Regions from separate parts of the Homo sapiens genome. Here region 2 is linked to region 1. Evidence: read pairs that join two places in POLR2A ChIA-PET (ENCODE). Cell type or tissue: GM12878. All regions are shown on one strand. Links, peaks and the distances in the headings refer to the core of each region. The heading gives the core; the rest is flanking DNA.

The links. ChIA-PET counts read pairs that join two places held together with the same protein. Peaks named below come from ENCODE experiments on the same cell type or tissue, not always from the same donor. Only the 100,000 strongest peaks of a DNase experiment are listed, where the experiment ranks them.
Region 2: POLR2A ChIA-PET joins it to region 1 with 6 read pairs; 18 of 35 experiments call an interaction of 5 or more read pairs at or near these places.

Annotation. Positions count from the first base shown.
Region 1 is chr11:67,407,598-67,410,502 of GRCh38, forward strand. TBC1D10C (TBC1 domain family member 10C) reads left to right here. Exons shown (of 9, transcript NM_001369496.1): 8 at 1,382-1,536; 9 at 1,810-2,492. The coding sequence ends at 2,157. Among named protein-coding and RNA genes, the nearest start is that of TBC1D10C, 5.0 kb to the left of the region's middle. In GM12878, for the core only: no CTCF peak of the experiment used is centred there; a DNase peak (open chromatin) is centred at 1,732; H3K4me3 peaks cover 1,448 bases; H3K27ac peaks cover 2,425 bases.
Region 2 is chr11:67,513,688-67,516,592 of GRCh38, forward strand. No RefSeq gene overlaps it. Among named protein-coding and RNA genes, the nearest start is that of CDK2AP2, 7.0 kb to the left of the region's middle. In GM12878, for the core only: no CTCF peak of the experiment used is centred there; no DNase peak of the experiment used is centred there.

The DNA of each region.
Region 1 (2,905 bases), core at 314-2,813:
CTGTCCCCAGGGGCCAGGCTACAGTCTACGAAGCAGGGAGGGCTTGGAGCCATGAAGCCAGAGAGGTGGAGGCTGGGGGCCAGGCCAAGAACAGGAGGGGAGTCGGAGCAGAGCCAAGCTGGACTCCCTGTGTCTTTGGGACTCTGCCTTGATACTGCCATCGGTAACCCACCTGCATTCTGTTCTATATGTGAGGTCTGGAGGTTGCACCTTAAAACGTGGTAGAAATCAGTCAGCATATGCATACTGTGCATACTGAATGCCTGTCGTGTGCTCAGCCGGCTTCCTGCCCTCCGCACAGCGGAGGACCACTGGCTGACTTAGAGTTCTGGCCACAGGTGTCCAAGTCGCTATCCATGCGGTCACCTTCCAACCAGCCTTAGACCTCGAGAGCAGGGCTGGGCAGAGCTGGGCAGGGCCTGACCTGCCCACCTGGGGGCAAACACTACACAGGCTCCCTTTATCAGAAGGACGATAGTATGAATAGTGATTGTTCCTACCATCATCACTCAACCTCGCTGGTCCCCTGGTGGCTCTTCTCAGATCAGAGGCTGCCAGGAAGGAATTTTGAGGCTCCAGGACTAGCCCAAACTCACACTGTGGGGAGTGTGCACTGAGTGCTATGCTCCTGGCTTAGGGAAGAGCAGTTCTGCCTAGGATCTTTCTAGAATCAGAGGGTCACAGATCCAAGTTGGAAAGGCCCTTAAAGGGCTCCACCTGACCTTTCATCATGGAGATGAGCAAGCTGAGGCCCAGGGAGGGCTTGGTGTGAAGGCATCAGTAGCCCTGGGCTCCTGGCAGGAAGCTGGTGGCTTGGAGGGGACTGGAGCCTTGGGGTGTGGACAGGGAGCTAGCTCACCAGCTCCAGGGTTCCCTTTTGGAGCCTCGAGTCATGGGACCAGGTGTGCTGAAGGTGATGGCCCTGTGCCTGGTGGCACATCACCTGTCACCCGGATGCTGCCTGGGGTAGGAGCTGGGTGATCATAGCACATGGAGGCCTGACTGGCTCAGGGAGGGTAGGAGGTGCTCCTCCCCGGAGCCCACAGGCACCTGCTGGGTGCTTGCTGGCTCCAGATATGGATGGCATCTGAGCATCAAGTGATCAAGACCTTCATTTTGGCGGGGGTGGGGATGGGAGGCGACAGTAACCAAATTCACAAGATAGTAACTCTTCCCCAAAGCATCTGTGGCTCTTGAGGCTAACTTGGCCAGTACAGCGGCCTGTGTTACCCGAAATGCAACTCCACCCTCTGTCATTGTTCCTGAACCGGGGAGGGCAGAGCTGCAGGAGAGTGGGAGGCATATGGCTGAGGGCAGGTTTGGGTGCAGAACTGTGGAGGGGCAGGGCCGGCCTCCCAGTGAATAAGCCCCCGGCCTGCAGGTGCCAGAGTACTGTTCCGTGTGGGGCTGACACTGGTGCGCCTGGCGCTGGGCACTGCAGAGCAGCGAGGGGCCTGCCCTGGCCTCCTGGAGACACTGGGAGCCCTTCGAGCCATCCCCCCCGCGCAGCTGCAGGAGGAGGCCTTCATGTCACAGGTGGGTACCCCCACCTCTCCTTGGACTTGCCCAGCCCCTGCTGCACGGGGGAAACTGAGTCCCAGAGCAGGAAGCCAAAGCGAGAATGGGGACTTAGTTCCTGTCCCCTGAGCTTCAGAGAACACAAAAACCTGAGGCCTCCAGTGGCTTTCTGTGGCTCCCCAGTGAGGCTGTCAGCCCCTCAGTCCTCAGCCACTTCCTGGGCTGGGGACCTCACAGTTTCCTGTTCCTGCCTTGAGGCCGGGCAAACGCAGCACCAACTGCTCCCCACAGGTGCACAGCGTGGTGCTGTCAGAGCGGGACCTGCAGCGGGAGATCAAGGCCCAGCTGGCCCAGCTGCCCGATTCCGCGCCGGGACCCCCGCCCCGGCCACAGGTCCGCCTCGCCGGGGCCCAAGCCATCTTTGAGGCCCAGCAGCTGGCAGGAGTGCGACGAGGCGCCAAGCCTGAGGTGCCTCGGATTGTGGTGCAGCCCCCGGAGGAGCCCAGACCACCGCGGCGGAAACCCCAGACCCGCGGCAAGACTTTCCATGGGCTCCTGACTCGGGCCCGGGGCCCCCCCATCGAGGGGCCCCCCAGGCCCCAACGAGGCTCCACCTCCTTCCTGGACACCCGCTTCTGAGAGGACCATGGACTTAGTGTCCCCCAGTCTCAATTGCCTGATGGCTGATGCCGGCCCGGCAAATAGGCACCGCACTTTACTCTTGGGACTCGGGGACTTGGCTTCCTTCCTGGCAAGGACCAGGCAGTGGGGAAGGAGGAGGTCCTCCGTGGTACATACTGGGTCAGGCACTAGCATGGAGGAGGGTCACAGAGTGGGGCACGTGAGGACCCATGGAACCGTCCTGGTGCCCAGGCCCTCACAAGTACCAAAGCCAGCACCAAAGGAGTCAGGGAAGGGGTTGGCTGAGTCAAGGGACCCCAGAGGGCACCAGGAATAAAATCTTCTTGAACAGATGCCTTGGATGGCGCTGGATCAAATGCCCTCCTCCCAACCCCAGACAGGCAGCCCCTTCCCCTCCTCCCTCATCTGCCCTTCCCAGCCCCGCCCTCTCCTGGTCCTGCCCTGGGGACACACCGAGGCTGCCCACTGGCCGCTGGGGAAGGTGTTTACAGTAATAAGAGCCAATTGAAAGTTGCCCTGCCCAGCCTCTGGGGACAGGAGTGGCTTTTGCACCTGCAGGAGGAGGGCGCCCCAGTGGATGGCGAGTCCAGGGGCTCTACCCCCTCTTCTGCCCTCCTTCCCCTCCCTCCAGGGTGGTTCAGTACTCGCTGGGATGGGGGACTCTAACCCAAGTCCTCCCCGCACCCATGGTTCTAGTCACATCTGTCAAAGGGATCCAGGCAAGAACAAAGGCCTAGTGTGCCTC
Region 2 (2,905 bases), core at 272-2,771, 110 kb after region 1:
GTGACATTCTGGAAAAGGGAAAACTATACAGAAATTGATCTGTGATTGCTGGGGCCTGGGGTAGAGGGAGTGAAACTGAATAGGTGAGGCATAGGGGAGTGAAACTCTTCTGTATGAGGAAACTTTTTGTTTTTGTTTTTGTTTTTTTTTGAGACGGAGTCTCACTCTGTCACCCAGGCAGGAGTGCAGTGGCACAATCTCAGCTCACTGCAACTTCTGCCACTCGGGTTCAAGCGATTCTCCTGCCTCCGCCTCCCCAGTAGCTGGAATTACAACTGCACGCCACCATGCCCAGCTAATTTTTGTATTTTTAATAGAGATAGGGTTTCACCATGTTGGCCAGGCTGGTCTCGAACTCCTGACCTCAGGTGATTCACCCACCTTGGTCTTCCGAAGTGCTGGGATTACAGGCGTGAGCCAACACTCCTGACCAACTTTCTGTGTTTTTATTTTTTATTTTTTATTCAGGGTCTTGCTCTTTGCCCAGGCTGGAGTGCGGTAGTGTGATCATGGCTTACTGCTGCATCCAACTCCTGGGCTCATGCCATCCTCCTTCCTTGGCCTCCCAAAGTAGATTACAGGCGTGAGCCACGGTTCCCGGCTGAGTAAACTTTAATGTATGCAAATGTAAAAAAATTCATCTTGGAGGTCAGCGGATCCCAGGATGGAATGCAGAATGCAACCAAAGAAACTAGCTATATTACAAATGTGTGCAACAACCTCACTGTAGGGGCTGAAGGAATAAGGTGCTGACCTAGAAATGAGGGAGTCTGTAAGACTAAAGGCAAAAGGAACTGCACATAAGCACCGCACTCGTTGAGAAAGTTGTACCCCACAGGAATATGGGTTAACAGTTCCAAAATCACTCCACATGTAGCTGGAACTGAACAATTAAGTAAACAGAGGATGGATGATGGGGGTCACTGTTGGAATGAGAAGTTACAGATAAGCAAGTGGGGTGGCTAGAATGATCCATGTGGTAATGGGCTGGAGTTGGAAGCATCAGGATGAACTCATGTACAGCTTAATAGAGATTCAGTTGCTTACATACAGGAATATTTATGAATGTCTGTATACACAGAATAGCATGCACACACACGTATCTCCTCATGTTATCAGCAGAGAAGACCTGGAAACAATTTCCCCTCCCTGCTACACCCACTAGCAACAAGCACCCAGATCTTGGTTTCTTTTCCTTTTCTTTTCTTTTTTCTTTCTTTTTTTTTTTTTTGAGATGAAGTCTCTCTCTGTCACCCAGGCTGGAATGCAGTGGTGGGATTTCAGCTTACTGCAACCTCTGCCCCCCGGGTTCAAGCCATTCTCCTGCTCTGGGGTGGGGCATGGTGCCTCCTGCATAGCTGGGATTATAGGCACCCGCCACCACGCCGGGATTCTTTTTGTATTTTTAGTAGAGGTGGGATTTCACCATGTTGGTCAGGCTGGTCTTGAGCTCCTGACCTCAAATGATTTGCCTGCCTTGGCCTCCCAAAGTCCTGGGATTACAGGTGTGAGCCACTGTGCCCGGCCCCTGCCCCCACTTTTTTGTTTTTTTAGAGAGACAGGGCTTTGCTCTGTTGCCCAGGCTGCAGTGTGGTGAACTGGGTGCTATCCTAGTTCACTGAAGCCTTGAACACCCAGGGACAAGTGATCTTCCCACTTCAGCCTTCCAAGTAGCTGGAACTACAGGCGCACACTACTACACCTGGCTAATTTTTAAAATTTTTTTGTAGAGATGGGGTCTCACTATGTTGCCCAGGCTGGTCTTGAACTCCTGGACTCAAGTGATCCTCCCACCTTGGCGTCTCAAAGTATAGGAATTACAGGCATTAGGCACCATGCCCCGCCCCAGATCTTGGTGTCTAATACCATTCTCCAATAAAATGAACCAGGGCTCCTCGGAGAAATGACTGATAGTAGGACTGGGGCAGGAAATATACAAGATGATCCTGGAGCAGCTTGTAGTGCCAAAGCATAAAAAGTGCTAAAAATAAACAAACATACACAAAGATGGGGACACAAAGCCAATTGAAAGACTCCCTATGGATCGATCTACCTATCTATCTATCTACCTATCTATCTATCTATCTATCAATCATCAATCATCTACCAAGATATCCTATTGTTCTGTTTCTCTGGAGAACCCTGACTGATATATAGGGGAATCTGGGCGTGGGGTATTGGGAAACCCTCTGTGCTATCTTCACAGTCATTCTGTAAACCTATAGGTCTTTTGTTTGTTTGTTTGTTTGTTTATTTTGAGATGGAGTCTCACTCTGTTGCCCAGGCGGGAGTTCAGTGACACAGTCTTGGCTCACTGACACAATCTTGGCTCACTGAAACCTCTGTGTCCCGAGTTCAAGCAATTCTCCTGTCTCAGTCTCCCGAGTAGCTGAGATTACAGGAGCCTGTCACCACGCCTGGCTAATGTTTGTATTTTTGGTGGAGTCGGGGTTTCACCATATTGGCCAGGCTGATCTCGAAATCCTGACTTCAGGCGATTCACCCGCCTCGGCCTCCCAAAGTGCTGGGATTACAGCCATGAGCCACTGCACCCGGCCTAAATCAGAAGATCTTATAGCTTGGGGCTGCTCTGGCAAGAATCGGAGGAGTTGGGCAGCAGGTGCCCCCTGTAGCGGGGGCAGGGGTTCTGGACTTGCCATAGTTTCAACCCTGCCCACTGTTCCTTCCCCAGCCTAGTGCAGCCTCGATCTCACAGGCTTAAGGGATCCCCTGCTCCAGTTGCTATCTGTTGGGAAGTGTGTGTGAGATTTGGGGGAGCTGGGAGCACTTCTTTTGCCAGCAGACACACTGCCCTGATTCAGACCACCCCACAGCCACTCCCAGTTCTCTAGCCGCAGAGCCTGCCAGGCTGAGGCCTGGGGAGGTGGTGGGAGGCTGACCCTGA